2 separate regions of the Mus musculus genome follow, and region 2 is linked to region 1. The links are chromatin loops, found by intact Hi-C in ENCODE. Cell type or tissue: heart. All regions are shown on one strand.

What was found. Peaks named below come from ENCODE experiments on the same cell type or tissue, not always from the same donor. Only the 100,000 strongest peaks of a DNase experiment are listed, where the experiment ranks them.
Region 2: it touches region 1 in a loop (2.2-fold over the local background); 5 of 42 quality-filtered maps call a loop at or near these places.

What each region holds. Positions count from the first base shown.
Region 1 is chr1:162,875,800-162,883,799 of GRCm38, reverse strand. It overlaps Fmo2 (flavin containing monooxygenase 2), which reads left to right. Exons shown (of 9, transcript NM_018881.4): 6 at 1,611-1,810; 7 at 3,063-3,418; 8 at 5,715-5,787; 9 at 6,721-8,000. The coding sequence ends at 7,072. Among named protein-coding and RNA genes, the nearest start is that of Gm32197, 7.1 kb to the right of the region's middle. In heart, a CTCF peak has its summit at 3,650 (motif pointing left); DNase peaks (open chromatin) are centred at 919, 3,609 and 3,999.
Region 2 is chr1:162,810,302-162,818,301 of GRCm38, reverse strand. It overlaps Fmo4 (flavin containing monooxygenase 4), which reads left to right and starts at 5,753. Exons shown (of 9, transcript NM_144878.1): 1 at 5,753-5,773. In heart, CTCF peaks have their summits at 33 (motif pointing left) and 4,245 (motif pointing left); a DNase peak (open chromatin) is centred at 4,361.

The sequences.
Region 1 (8,000 bases):
CTGCTCCAAGGCCAACCTACAAAACAATGAGAGTTTGTGTGTGCTTGTACTTCACATCAATCTATAACTTCTTTTAGCCTGCACAATAAAGTCATAAGAAAGATGCTAAACTGCCTCCATTCTGGGAAAAAAAAAAAAACTAGGGCATAGAGCAATCCAAATAACTCATACGAGGCAAGTCAGCTAATAGGGAGTAAGGCTGAGATTCAAACCTAGGAAGTCTGGACCCAGAGTCCATGGCCTAAACCTCTTAAGAAAATTGGATGTCTTGCAAATGAGTCTTATTTACTTATTGAAGACAATCTTAACAGAACTAATAAAAATGAAACAAAAAAATTGGGAAGTTAAAATGATGTATTTGGACCATAGGAGGGTAACAATAAACCAAAAATAAAAATCTTTGACAAGACTTTTAAATGTACATTTTGAAAACAAGAGAAAATTTAATGTTCAATGCAAAAATATACACAATAATGACAATTAATGAGGAAGAAGCCATGAATTTGAAAGAGAGAGGAATCAGAGAGTACTCAGGGGGAACTGGAGAGAGGAAATGGAAGTGGGGAATGATATAATCTCAAAACATAAAAATGATTTAAAGGAAAATGATGGGTACTTGGAGAGGAATAGAACCACAGGCAATGGTTTTGACTTTTAAAATGCATAATGTTCTTTTTAGCTCGTGAAAGAGGCAATTGCTCTTGTTATTCCCCATCCAGAATAGTGGGATCCAGGCATGCCTGACTACAGCCATTACAAAGTAGGCACACGCTTGCAAGACCTGTGATTATTCACCACAGATCTTCTTGGGTAGACTCGGTGAGAAGAAAGAAGGAACAACAGACCACACTGTAAACACAGGAGAAGTAGACTGACCAAGAGAATTAGTGCAAGGATTTTTGTCATGCCTCCAGAACATTATCCGGGCTTTGGGCCACTCCTCTATCAGCACATGTTACCAAATAGCAGCTGCTGAAGAGAAGAGAAAGAACTAGGAGGACCTCACTTTGACGTTAAATACTTTTAAAATGGAACCTGGGGGCTGGTGCAGTAGCTCAGTAGATACAGTGGTTTCTTCACAAGCAGGGGACCTGGGCTTAACCCCCAGAACCAGAGAAGAAAATGGGAGAAGGAAATGACTAAAAGTTATTATTATATAAATGTATGAGACTATTAAACAATGAAAAAGAGTTAAGAGGAAGGAAAGGAGGGAAGAAGGAAAGAAAGGAGGGAGGGAGGGGAGGAGGGAGGGAGACACATAAACTAGTATTGGTGGTGCTTGCTTCCTGTGCTGGGGAGGCAAATGGAGGCAGTTTCCTGGACACTGGACAACCAGCCTAGCCTAATGAGAATCCTCTCAAGGCAAACTAAAGAAAACCCAAGATGGATAACAATGAAAATGATACTCAAGGTTGACCTCTGACGTCCTTTTACACACACACACACACACACACACACACACACACACACGTGCACATACACACACACATCTTCACACATACACTACACACAAATTAACACAGTAAATAGAATTCAGCCAACTGCACCACCAAACACCTTTCATAGCAACTGGTCAAATTTCACCTGCTGTTGAAATTTCTTTTCACCAGGTGTTTGTCAGCACCAGACATGGATCCTGGGTCATGAGTCGAATCTCTGAAGATGGCTACCCTTGGGACATGGTGTTCCACACTAGATTTAGCTCCATGCTCCGAAATGTCCTGCCCCGCACGGTCGTCAAGTGGATGATGGAACAACAGATGAATCGATGGTTCAACCATGAAAATTATGGTCTGGTGCCTCAGAACAAGTACTGTTATTCTGTTTTTGTGGTATACTCATCACAGCCAGGGTTGCCTGATGTGGTCTTTCTTTGCAAAGGTCCTATTTGCTATGATAGTTTGAGCTGTAAGCCAACAGTATGTATAATTGTATCGATCCTGGAGTTCTAATTCCAAATTTCTACTGTGTGTCAAAAACAAACACACAAAACACTCACACATACATATACACACACAGAGGGAGAGACAGAGAGAGAGACAGACAGAGAGAGAGAGAGAGAGAGAGAGAGAGAGAGTTAAGAAGTTGGGATAGAGGCTTAGACACCGCTCCATAACTCAGGGTTGGGGTTGATTGGAAGAGCTTTCTAACACTCAGACTGTCCAAGGCTCCTCAAGAGTTGGTGATCCTCTCAGAGCAAGGTGATGGGAAAAGACAGCTCTCCATCTGATAGGTCAACCCTTGCCACGCCCATGTACCCTGAAGGCTGTTTCCAAAGGAACATGTAGCCAGAAGACAAATATTTACTAATATCAAAGTAAACATTGCTGATGTTTGTTTACCTTTTTCAAATGTTAGCAGTCTCCTACTCCTGAGGATAGGAAGACATTGAGAGTCTTGTAATAGATGCCCCCATTAGGCTGAATGGTGGATGAATCCAGTATCCATGTTATGTATTGCCTTGTTTGGAAGAGAGAGAAAGAGAGAGAGAGAGAGAGAGAGAGAGAGAGAGAGAGAGAGAGAGAGAGAATAAAATAACTTATAAACCAAGAATTCCAGAAATACAATCAGACTTTGCTCCACCACCCACCACAAACAGGGCTCCTATGGATACTGAGATCAGTAAATATCAGCAACTTTCATTTTATCCATTGATTTTCACACTGACCCCACAGTAGGTCTCATTGCTAATGTAGTCTATTTTCCCTTATTTACTATCAGGTAGAGATTAAATGAAGCTACAAATAATGAAAACTACATAGCATAAAAAGAGAGAGAGGCACCGAAGGGCAGTAATTACCGGCAAATTCAAAGATTAACAGTAGGTGCTGGGTGGGATCATATCTAAGCCCCTGGAATGACTTCCACCTTTAGGTTGATTTTTGCTGTTATCATCTACTTGAGATTGTCAAGATTCGAATGAGTTCAATAACACAGTTTGGGGCAGGCAAATTAGTTGAGTTAGAGTTTCCTGGCTATTTAAAATAAAACCCTGAATTTTCAGCACTACCCCTAAAACTGTCAGTGACCCCTCTAAATGCATTCTTTCCTGTGTGCCTCAGATACCTTATGAAAGAACCTGTGCTAAACGACGACCTCCCCAGCCGCCTGCTGTACGGAGCCATCAAAGTAAAAACACGGGTGAAGGAGCTCACGGAGACAGCTGTGGTCTTCGAGGATGGCACGGTGGAGGAAGACGTGGATATCATTGTCTTTGCCACGGGGTATACGTTCTCTTTTTCTTTCCTGGAAGACTCACTTGTTAAAGTGGAGGATAATAGGGTTTCCCTGTACAAAGCCATGTTTCCCCCTCACCTGGAGAAGCCAACCCTTGCGTGCATAGGTCTCATCCAGCCTCTAGGCTCCATCTTCCCAACCGTAGAGCTTCAGGCGCGCTGGGCGACAAGAGTTTTCAAAGGTGAGTGAGATGCTCAACTCAGCGGAAGTTTTACATTTCTTTTTTAATTTTAAAAACTTTATTCGTGTGTGTGTGTGTGTGTGTGTGTGTGTGTGTGTGTGTGTGTGTGTGTGTGTGTGTGTGTATGTGTCAAAAACAGGAGTACATGGGGAGACCAAAGGACAGCTACCCTATGAGGGTGTTGTCTCTCTGCTGCCACCTTGTGGGGCACGGAGGTAAATCTCAGTTTGCCTGCACTCTAGCATGGCTCTACCCACTGAGCCATCTCACTGGGACAAGGTTTTAAATGTTTTCAAAGGTTTGCCCGTGCAGCACGTCATCTTCCTCGAAAGGCTAATTTTTCTCCTGTTTTTGGGGGGTTCAATTCTGTTCAAGAAAAGTCTCATTTGACACCTAGCCTGTGCTGAGATCTAGTGAGCCAGAAAGAAATTTAAACAAGTCATTTTAATAACATGACAAGTGCTTTGCTGGCCGAATGCATACTGTGGAAACAGGAGCTTGGTCCTGTCGGAACGTGCATGGTCCGGGAACACTTCCTGGTGTCTGAGTTTCGCAGATCCAGAAAAGGGATTTCCTGAACAAAAGACAACAGAGACAGGATGCCTGCAGAGAACTGGGAGCCTCCCATTGCTGGAGGTGGGAGGGGAAGAGAGATTAATCTTAGAGAAGAACCAGTGGACACAAAAGCTTTGTTAAAGATTTGGGATTCTAAAACCTAAATGTATAGACACCTGTGAGGAGGTTTGGTTTGTGTGTGTGTGTGTGTGTGTGTGTGTGTGTGTGTATGTGTGTGTGTGTGTGTACATAGTTTCTGTTTGTTTGTTTTGGTTTTAGTTTTGTTTCTGTTTTGCAGAAGGGGAGTGAGAAGGAATCTATTATAGCCAAGGCTGTCCTCAAATTTGCTATATAGCCTGGCCTTGAATTCCAGATCACGTGCTTCTACCTCTCAAGTGGTTCCAGGCCTGTAATCTCAGCAGTCTAGAGGCAGGAGGATGGATAAGAGTTCAAGGGCAGCCTGGGCTCCATAGCAAGTTCAGTACAGCTAAGGCTTCTAGGAAGACTTTCTTGAAAGTAAAGAAGAAAGGGGGTGCAAAGGGAGGGATGGAGGAAAGAGAAAGAGAAGAAAAATATAAATAGGTTCGTCCCAAATCATGTGCGCCTAAGGACTCTGACCCTTTAGGGAGCCGTCCAGATTAAGTGTGGCCTGAAAACCTGGACTCTGCATCTTAGAAAGCTCTTAAGTCAGAGACACCAGGGAGCGGATTATACTGAAAGAATAAGATTTGTCTCCTTTGCATTTAAGGTAATCCCATCAGTAGTTGGGAACACAGATTTAATAATCAGGGATAGAACTCAAAGACCACTGAGAAAGCACCAGCACTCACCTGTGCTAAAGTACAATGCAGCCCGGACCAGAGCTGAGAGACAAAGTGGAAACAAGAACAAATGTGTTAGAGGTGTCAAGGATAGGGGCAGAAGAGCGTGCTTTGTGATTCAACATAGGAAAGGAGAAGAATCGTGGACCCAGTACTGGAGACTGGCTGTGGCTGAGAATAGAGGCAGGAGGGTCTCAATGGCAGCCTCAGCTTTGGACTACTAATGTCTGAGATCCTAGATGTCTGCCCACATGCAAGAATATGGACATCTTTCCCATCTGAAGCCTGCAGGACACTTGAGTGTGGGAGATGGGGGGAGGGAGGGAGAGAGAGAGAGACAGAGAGACAGAGAGACAGAGAGACAGAGAGACAGAGAGACAGAGAGACAGAGAGACAGAGAGACAGAGAGAGAGAGAGAGAGAGAGAGATCACCACACTATTTTATCTAGCCAAACTGCCCTTAGCAGTAGGAGGACACTCTCCCCTCTCACCAGATTTCCTTCAACAGCCTTTTACCTAGTTTCCCTAATAGTAAGCTCACCTCCCATGAGCCCTCTTTTTTTTAAATCAAAGAGCCAGATGGATCTTTCCAAAGGGCAAATCTAAGCTTGTTACATCATCCAGGAAACTCTTCTAGAGTGTCCTGTCACTACTAGAATAGTAGAATAGAGCCCACCCCACCAGCACACTTCCCTTCTCCAGCCCCTTCCATTTCCAGAAATGGCTGCTCCAGTTCATAGTCTATGCTATTTGCCATGCTCAACTATGGAGGTCTCACTCCTGCCATCCAGGAGCCCTGAGGTCCTGCCTGGTGTGACAACTAAATGGCCCAAACTTAATTTTAGAAAACAACTACTACACAAGTCAATGGCATGAAACCAAACTCACTATTCAAACCTAATTTTGTTTTTGTTTTCTAGGCTTGTGTAGCTTGCCTTCGGAGACGACTATGATGGCAGACATTGTTGAAAGAAATGAAAAAAGAGTTAACCTGTAAGCACTTTCCTTCTAGCACATGGTCTACACGGAGTAGTGTTTCACAGAACACCAGGACCTGACTGCCTGTGAGAGTCAGCTAGCTGTTAAAGGTGCAGTCCTAGAGCACAGCCCAGGCCAAACCTACAAGTCAAAGGCCCTATAGATGAGACTGGAACTTTGTAAACTGATGCTGTTTCATTTGGCTCTTAGACATCCTAGTGTAAGAACCCATTACTCAAGAAAACAAAATAGTGCCAAGTCAGAACACCTTTCCCTGGGCTCATTTCTGTTTTCTTTGATGCCCATGTGAAATTCTATATCTTTTAAGGCCACCCACACTCAGGGAATGTCATAGGGCAGTGGTGGCACTGGTAGTAATGGTAGCCTGAGGCACTCTCAAAACTTACTTGGGTTTGTCAGTTTTGTTGAGTTGGGACAGAGCTTGGCTGTAATCAGGTGCTCTCGGAAAGCTAACTTGCCTTACAGGCATAAGGTGTTATCTCAAGTTCACATTCTAATTCATCCAACATACACTGAGCATCTACTAGATGTCAGCCATACTATAGGGTACTTTAGTAGTGGAACAAGGGAATATTATGCATCCCTTTGCTAGAAGACACTAACTCTCTACCATCTCATGAGCATTTGCATCAATCCTGAGCCATACATTCTTACTTGGACACTTACAGCAGCTTAATAAGTAACAAATAACGGTCACCATTTCAATATCATGGCATTTCTAGAGTCTCCATAAATTTGTCTAATAATTTTGTAGGCTACTCATTAATCTGAGATACAAACCTCCTGATGGAACCTCCCAGAGATTCATTCAAAACTCACCTCTTCATTCATTCATTCTTTTATTATTTAAACCGCTACTAAGTGCCTCATATTAAGACACAGCTTAGAGGATTTTATGAATGAGCTCTTTTTATTTGCTTCATTAAGGTTTGGGAAAAGCCAGAGTCAGATACTGCAGACCAACTACGTTGACTACCTGGATGAACTCGCCTTGGAGATAGGTGCAAAGCCAGATTTCGTCTCTCTCTTTTTCAAAGACCCTAAACTGGCTGTGAAACTCTACTTCGGACCCTGTAATTCCTACCAGTACCGCCTGGTTGGACCTGGGCAGTGGGAAGGAGCCAGGAACGCCATCCTCACCCAGAAGCAGAGGATCCTGAAACCCTTAAAGACCCGGACTCTCCAGTCCTCTGATAGTGCCCCAGTGTCTTTCCTGCTCAAGATCCTGGGGCTGCTCGCTGTTGTTCTGGCCTTCTTTTTCCAACTTCAGGGGTTTTAATCAGTCACATGACAGTTTTCTCCATCACTGCCTCTTTGAAAGGGAAACTGGAGAAATTCCATCCTCATTATAATTTTACTTTAGGGGAATAAGTAGGGGGACTAATTGTAGGGAGATCAGAAAACTTAGGTCTAGATATAAAACTAAGTTAAGGTTACAGGATGTTCTTATCATTGTTTCCCCAAATTCATCAGTCTCCACATGGTATTCTATAATAACACCAGCACAGGTAGATAGTACTATCAGCCATGGCAGGTTTTGAGTTACAAGATTAAAAAAAAAATCAATAAAATTATGTAGAATAAAAAGTAAGTCATAGTTGAGCATGTTAGAACATGGCTTTAATCTTAGCACTTGGAAGGCAGATGGATCTCTGTGAGTTCAAAGAAAAAAAAAAGGCAAGACACTGAAGAACTGAAATTGTAGTAGACATTTCACATCTTGTACACTATGATGCTCAGTGCTGTTCCTATGCATACTCTGGTCACAGTTCCCACTTCTGATGCAAAAATGAAAACAATATTCCCTAGCTACAACATATAGATAGATACTGTTTCTCATAGACTAGACATTGTGCTGTGTGTACATTATGTATTTTATTGGATTTAATTCTCACAGCAACTGTGTGATGGGTAGAGCTATATATATCACCCATTCTACAGATGGCACTGAGGAGGGGACATTATAGAGCATATCCTAAACAGCTGGTCTTGAGATGAGGCTTCAATTGAAGCCCAATTTGTTAAACTCAGAAACTTATGCTCATGACCTCCCCATGCAATATGCTTATTAATGAATAGTCCACTCTTGACGAAGTACTTCCTAATCACTTATTTTAGTCATTATAAACTCACACAATAGCTCTATTCATTAGCATAAAGTTTTCTAAGACTATTGTAGAAAATGGCACTTTCTTTGCAAATAGAAT
Region 2 (8,000 bases), 65 kb after region 1:
AATGTTCTCAATTACAGATAACCAGCTCCCTCTGCTGACCCAAGCTGAGGGACACTACCACTTGAATTCCTTGTGAATCCTGAAAATCCAAATTACACTTCTGGGGATAGAAAAGACGGGAAGAGTGTAGTGGTCTGAACTATGTTCTCCCTGTCTGATGGCTCTTAGAGTGGACAGTTCCAGAGACTGGGTGGGGGACCAAGGTGTCTGTCACTAAGAAGCCTGTGAGTTTGGCTCCCTCTAAAAGTGACAAGGACAGTTTATCAGTGCTTTGCATGTGCCAGCCTGCCTCGGCTACCTGCTAAGTTCCAGGCTACTGAGAGACTCTGTCTTGGGAGAGCAGAGATGAGATGTAGCTTACACTACAAAACTGGAGAACTTGGATAAGGACCATGAGTGATGAATGACACCCAAGGCTGTCCTCTGGCTTTCAAATGAACTTACACATGTTAATACTCATGGAACACAACGTGTGCTAAGTGGAGAGGCACATACCTGTAATCCCAACCATTTAGGAAGTTGAAGCCAGAGGCGAGAATAAGTAGCACAGTAATACCATGTCTCTAAATAATTTTTAAGTGTATAGTTATGTATTGTCATGGCACAGCCCCCACCTAGCATGTCTGGGGCCCTGGACATTCAGGGTTACAAGAAGCAAAGCTTTTGGAGTGGTGAAGACCTGCCTATGATAACATGCCCCTCAAAAAGGATCTCCTCATCTTCCTCCATAAAAGTCCCAATGCCTACTTCGTGAATGAGAAATACCCAGGAGATTATACAACCCCCACAATCTTTAGTCGTGCACAAAAGGCAGCTGTGGTGGTTTGAATATGAATGGCTACCATAGGCTCATATGATTGGATGTTCATTTATTAGGGAATGGCACTACTTGGAAAGGATTGGGAGGTATGACCTTGTTAGAGAAAGTTGGTCCCTAGGTGTGAGCTCTGAGGTTTCAAAGGCCCAATAGAGACCCGCTATCCCTCTCTCTTCCTACTGCCTGTGGATCTAGATGTAGAATTCTCAGCTACTTCTCCAGCACCATGTCTGCCTGTTCATGTGTCCCCACCATGATGACAATGGACTAAATCTCTGAAACTGTAAGCCAGCCCCAATTACATGTTTTATTTTATAAGAGTGGCCACCACAGTCATGGTGTCTCTTCACTGGCTAAGACCGGAGCCTTGTGTTTTGATTGTTCCGCTGCCCTCTGCCAAGTCTACAGGGGAAAAAGCAAGACCTCTAAGAGACTGCTCCTTTAGAAGGAAGTGCACTGACAGCACTCTGACTCAAGATGAGCAGGAAACTATTCCAACAAACAAACACATTTTGGATTTAAAAAAATAAAAGACAAAGTATTTTTACCTAGACCCACTTATCTCACAATCCTTTAGACAAGGGCAAAAAGAGTGTGCCAGCATGCAGACCCAGGGAATGCTGACTTTATAGGATTTCCTCGTTATCAGTCTCAAGTCAGGCTCTCTCCATACAGCTTAAAAGCTGTTGCTTTGTCTCCAGATGTTACTGTTCTTGCAACCAAACAGGGTGGCTCCCATCGGGATGAATACAAAGCCAAAACAAGGGCAGTCAAAAATAAAAGAATGGGCAAAGACTTTATTAGCTGTGGGAGGTAAGGAGAACATGGAAGGTATTTCAAAGCAATGTCCTCCTCCAATGAAGAAAACAAAGATTATATTCAAGGAGTCTAGGCAGATTCATGTAAGAAAGTATGTTAGTGGCCGGGCCATTCCCAGGCACGTTCCATTCAAACCGTACGCTTCTGGACATAGGAGACTGAGGCCATACCTCAACAGGGGAAAGCGATGGATGGTAACACTTTGGGTCGTGATTAGCTTATGCCATGTAAGGGATAGTTTGGGTGTGTATTCTTGCTTTTCTCAGAGAGGATTTAGTAGCAGCTAACCTTGAACCTGGTGAGGTAATACAGTTTCCCCAAGGGTGTTGTTTCCCTTAGAAACTAATAGTGGGCTTTGTGTGTTTGCTTTCTTGCTTGTTTGCTTGCTTGCTTGCTTGCTTGCTTGCTTTGTTTTGTTTTTGCCTCTGAGTCTCAGTCATCTCTGGACCCTCCCTCAGCTCAGTCCACAGAGCACAATAGTGGATAAATTCCTTTGCTCCCAGTGGATTCTACTCTACACTTCCCACGTTACTGGTTTAACTAACAACCCCCTTGTGTCATTCCAAAGACAGAGCACCGCAGAAATCTGACCACCGAGACCTTCATTTAGTGGCCTAGCAATTCAAGTGTTCTTCTTGGTGACAGCCATTTGTTCCTGGTTAGAAGCCATCTGTGCCTCCTTCTCAACTCAAGAGACTCCACAGTTACCTTTGCCCACTTGCTTCCACACTCCCTGTTCAACATAACTCTGTGATATACTGTTTTTAGAAAGAACCAAGGACAGGAGGGGACACGTGACTGAAGAACGAACACCAAGAAAAGTCTTGCGCTCAGCCATTTGTCTAATACAAAATCCTTTGATGTGAGTTTTTTCCTCTTATGCCTTTCTGCTTTCTTTGTGCTTTATGAGCCAGGCAGGGTCTTGCTATGTAGCTGTGTCTGGCTTGGTACTAGCCATGTAATCCAAACTGGTCTCAAATGCACTGCAATTCTTTAACTTCAGACTACTGAGCACAGGCGTGCGGGTTAATGAACATAGGAATTTTTTTCTTATGCAAATAGTACATCTTAGAGTGTTTTACTAGCCTTCTTTGGGTCCAAAGATGAGTCAGGATCAAAGTTCAAACCCTGCTTTGCTGCCTCTAAGGTTCAGTCTCCTCTTACCAGAGCTCACTCTAAACTAATAAACTTGCAAATGAACTCAGCTGAAATGGAAGAGGTACAGGTTTGAAAATACACAGTGAGCGAGGTATGGAGACCCCCGACCTCACGGGAGGCTGAACAGCAGTAGGTTTGGAAAAGAACGCCCTGAGATATCCATTACTGCCACCAGTGGAGTCTGGGAGGTCTGAGGACTCAGACCTTCTCCCTGCTCCATTTTCTCAGCCATCCCACTTTGTTTCTGTTCCTGGTGCTTCTGGACTGATTGTGAGGCAAGTTGCAAAGCTACAGGGACAGACTCCCTGAGCCCACCTAGTTAATGATGCACCAGTAAACCTGAGCAGAAGGAGAAAGCCTCGGTGACAGGGTCACAGGACACCTCAGTCCTTCAGCTCAGCACATGCCCACGGTGGCTCAAGCATCAGAAGTGCTTGCGGCCGTGGGCAGACTCTGTCTCTCAGAGTGGTGCAGAACTCAGCAGTGAGGAAACTCCTGCTAGGCTCCTCTGGCTGGGCCTGTGGGCACAATGCACACATGCTCTCCTGGTTCCCCAAGGCAAATAAATAACACTGTGTTAAGTGGTGCATACACACAGAAATCACACAGATAATTTTGCCTGCAACCCAGGGATGGTGGTATATGATAGTATCTCAGCTCTGGGGAAGTTGGCATAAAAGGATGGCAAATCTGAAAAGCACAAAAGAGTCATAGAGCACATAGAAAATCCCTGTCTCAGAAAGAAGGAAGAAAAGGGCCTGCGAGAGATTAGGCTCTTTATCCTAAATGACAGCATTTAGCTAAGCTGAGCAGAGCACTGGGCTTCTCCATCAGATCTCATCTGACTGTATTCATGTTGCCTTCCTGACTCCTCCAGGTGTTTGCATGTCTGACTTCCGGTTCAGAAAATGGTCAGTGGTAACGAACTTCCCTCAGCAACAACAAATCGACATGGGCCACCGTCACTATGGTGGCTTCCAAGCATTGAGAGAAAATACATACAAGCCCTGGCTTTTTGTTATTAACTACTGCTACTGCTTCCTCAGTTGTTCTTCCTGTGACAAAGCATTGGAAAACACCAAGTACATGTGGTAGTCTCTCTCTCTCTCTCTCTCTCTCTCTCTCTCTCTTGCTCTCTCTCGCTCTCTCCCTCTCTCTCCCTCTCTCCCCCGCTCTCCCTCTCACTCACTCTTATGTTGGTTTAAGAGGCGAATCATCAATCCAGTCATTAAAACCTATTATCATCCACATATAGGCAATAGTTCTTAGCCATCGAACTAAAACGGAAGCCATTATTTTGGAATGTGTAGGAATGTGGGGGAAGTTGGCACAGAGTAGTGGATGGATATGATCATATTTGACTGGATACATATAAAAAATCTCCAAGAAAAAATAATATGACGGAGAATGAAATCAGGGTGTCACTAAGAAGGATGAAAGTTTGGCGCCCTCTAAAGGCACCCAGCCTTCTGATGCCTTTACCTCTTGTCCATTGGAGGGTGTGGGAAAGGGGCAGGACTCCCGTTGTTTCTAATCTGAAAGCTGAATTCTAAATCGTCACTCCGCCCTCCCCCGCACCCCGAGATTGTGGAATTCACATTAATACAACTCCCTGTTGTCCATAGCCTGGCAGAAGAAGCCACCGGTTTTTGTGTTAAACTGAGAGTTTGACCAAAGTCAGCAAAGTGAGCACTGTTTCCACTTCAGGACAAGGCTCTGAGACTGAAACTTCTTCCTTGTGTTCTATAAAACAAACTCCACCTTTGACCTCTCACCTTTGGCTTCTCACCTGATCAGTGCTTGCAAGGTAAGTGCCCTGGATTTTTTCCCCCTTCAAGAGGAAACTTCCCTAGAAACTGCTCTTGGGAAGGTGAACAGAAAGTGTGTTTTTGCGGAAGGCATGTGATTAGCTTCTGAAGCCCGTTGACTAAGGTAAGAGCAATAGGGTTAAAGGAGATAGAAAGCGGAACAAAGTTGGAGCAGACTATCCAAAGGAAAGACCCCCGTGTCGGTCACACACAGTTGTCCAGCGGGTCCCACTCTGATCTTAGAATGATACAAAACCACAGCTCCGTGGTGATAAGGTGGATTAATTAGTACATCACCAAATGGCAACCTCCCAGAAATCCTAGCTGTGTCGTTCCATATGTTGGAAGAGTTTACTGACTGATAAGGTTTGAGGTGGGGTTTGGTTGTTGTACAAAGGTCCAAGTTCAGAAACTCTGGTCTCCTTTCTAGCCAGAGGGCAATGCAGTATTTCTCACATTTTAGCGTTCCTTAGAATTGACAGAGGTAGCACCTTTCTTAGGCCTTCAAGTTTTAATTCAGAGCTGGATTTTGCTTGACTGTTTGTTGAATTGGGGGAGGGGGTTGTTTTCATTGTTGTCTGAGGGTTTTGCAGCTTTTTCCCCCCTTTCTTTTTTGTGGATTTGTTTTTATTTTATGAGTTATTTGGTCTCAGATGAAAAACTTTCAAACTTGAGTTGGGGGGGGGGCACTTTAAGGTGTTTTCAGGAATTTTGGCCAAGGTGACATACCTGGCTAGAGGCAGAAACAGGAGTAGGTTCAGTTCTCTCTGTTTTCATCTTGCTTATAACCTTCTCTTACTAACATAAACCACATTTTCAAATTGCTATCACCATCAGAGGATCATGGTACTTAAAGACTAATATTGAAGTGTACAGATGTGTTTCTATTGCCAGCATTACTAATCCTGAAACCAATGGTAGAGTCCAGTACTCCATAGTCTACTCTAGAATAGGCTCAATAGTGAATGAATTCCTTTGCTGTCAGTCTATCCCACTAACGTACTTTCCACTTTATCAGTTTAACTAACTCCTGTGTCGTTTCAAAGACAGGGCATGACGGAGATCTGACAACTTCTGACCTTCATCCAGAAATTCAAGAGTTCTTCACGGTGAAGGCCATTTGTCCCTGGTTAAACACCACCCCATATTCACAACTCAAGGGAACTCACAGGTATGTTTGCCATGTTGTCTAGAGGAACTGTCCCTCTTAGGAACAGAGGGTGGAAGGATGAACAGTGAGTCTTTTGTTCTGGGTCCTTTTATGTAAGTATATTGTTTACACAGTCCATTAACACAGGTAGCTTTCATATTTTACCAGTGGTACACCTGAGAGTGTTTTGGTTGGGTTGTTGTTGTTATGTTGATGTTTTGTTGGGTATTTTGTAGTAGGTCTAATAACTTCTCAATAACTGTTGTAGTCACTGTTGCTGTGAAGAGACAACATGTTCAAGCTGACTCTTATGAGAAACATTTAGTTTAGTTGAAGTTCATTATTCTTAATAAGTTCCATTATTATCATGGTAGGAAGCATGGTAATAGACAGGCAGTAGATTGGAGCTACTTCCTGATCCACAAACAGAGAGACTCTGGGCTCAGCATGAGTTTTTGAAAACTCAAAGCCCACCTCCAGTGACATTCTTCCTTCAATAAGGCCTTATCTTTCTTTTTTTTTAAATATTTTTAAAATATTTTTTACTATGTATTTTCCTCAATTACATTTCCAATGCTATCCCAAAAGTCCCCCATACCCTCCCCCCCCCCTCCCCTACCCACCCATTCCCACTTTTTGGCCCTGGCGTTCCCCTGTACTGGGGCATATATATAAAGTTTGCGTGTCCAATGGGCCTCTCTTTCCAGTGATGGCTGACTAGGCCATCTTTTGATACATATGCAGCTAGAGTCAAGAGCTCCAGGGTACTGGTTAGTTCATAATGTTGTTGCATCTACAGGGTTGCAGATCTCTTTAGCTCCTTGGATACTTTCTCTAGCTCCTCCATTGGGGGCCCTGTGATCCATGCCATATCCAGGGATCCATCCCATAATCAGCCTCCAAACGATGACACCATTGCATACACTAGCAAGTGTTTGCTGAAAGGACCCTGATATAGCTGTCTCTTGTGAGACTAGGCCGGGGCCTAGCAAACACAGAAGTGGATGCTCACAGTCAGCTATTGGATAGGCCTTATCTTTCTAATCTTTTCAAATAGTTCCACTCCCTGGCAACTAAACACATATGAACCTGTGGGTCCATTCTCATTCAGTAGGAAAGTTTGAAGTGTCCAGTCTCCTTCTCCCAAATGAACTCAGCTGGAATGGAAGCGGTAACAGCTTTGGAAATACACAGTAAGCCAGGTACAGAGACCCTCAACCTCACAGACAGATGAACAGCAGTAAGTTTGGAACAGGAAGCCCTGAGAAAAGGGACAGAGAGAGCCTCAATGATCGGGTCACAGGATGTCTGAAGCCCTCAGCTCAGCAGCACACACCCATGCTGCCTCAAATGCCAAAAGTGCACCTACGGGCAGACTCCACCTCTCGGAGAAGTGTGTTTATCTGCGGTGAGGAAACTCGTGCTGGGTTTCTTTTACTGGACCCATGGTCCTCATACACACATGCCCTGCTGGTTCCCCAAGGCAAATATCACTATGATGCGTAGAGCATGCATGCAGTGTCGCTCTGCTGCAGATCATGTGTGACTTTACTGGACATAGCTCCATTCTCCACACTTTATATTTGAAAGCTAGAAATTATTACCTCAGGCTTTGTATTATTAATGAAATCACTATTAGTGAACTCGAACAGGTTTTCATATACTTCATGACTGATGCTATCCTTTTCTCGGATAAATAGCCCATTCACATCAATTTGCTCAATTATTATTATTATTATTATTATTATTATTATATTATTCCCTTTATTGAAAATAGATTATTTTCTCAAATTTCTCTTTATTATTAATCTACAAGCTTATTTTACATATTAAGCATAGTAGTATTTTGTGTTTTTCAAAATATTTTCTCTAGATTGTTCACTTTGTTTTTTAAAGGTTTGTTTGTTTTACCATTTTACGTATATGAGCATTTTGCCTGCGTATATGTATGTGAACTGTGTGTATGCTGGGTCACCAAGAAAATCTAAAGAGGCCATCAGATCCCCTGGGACTGAAATTACAGCCAGTTGTGAGGCACCGTGTGTGAGCTAGGAATTGAACTCAAGTCCTCTGGAATAGCCAGCATTCTTAGCCACTGAGCCATCTCTCTAGGAGAATATTTAGAGAAGCAAGATGATAGTGAAAAGTCCCTTTAATACTGAGGGGTTATAGGCGTCCTGTGGAGCTAATGTACTAGCTACACTCAGTAATTAAAGCAGTAACAATAATAAACAGCTGGGTTTAATTG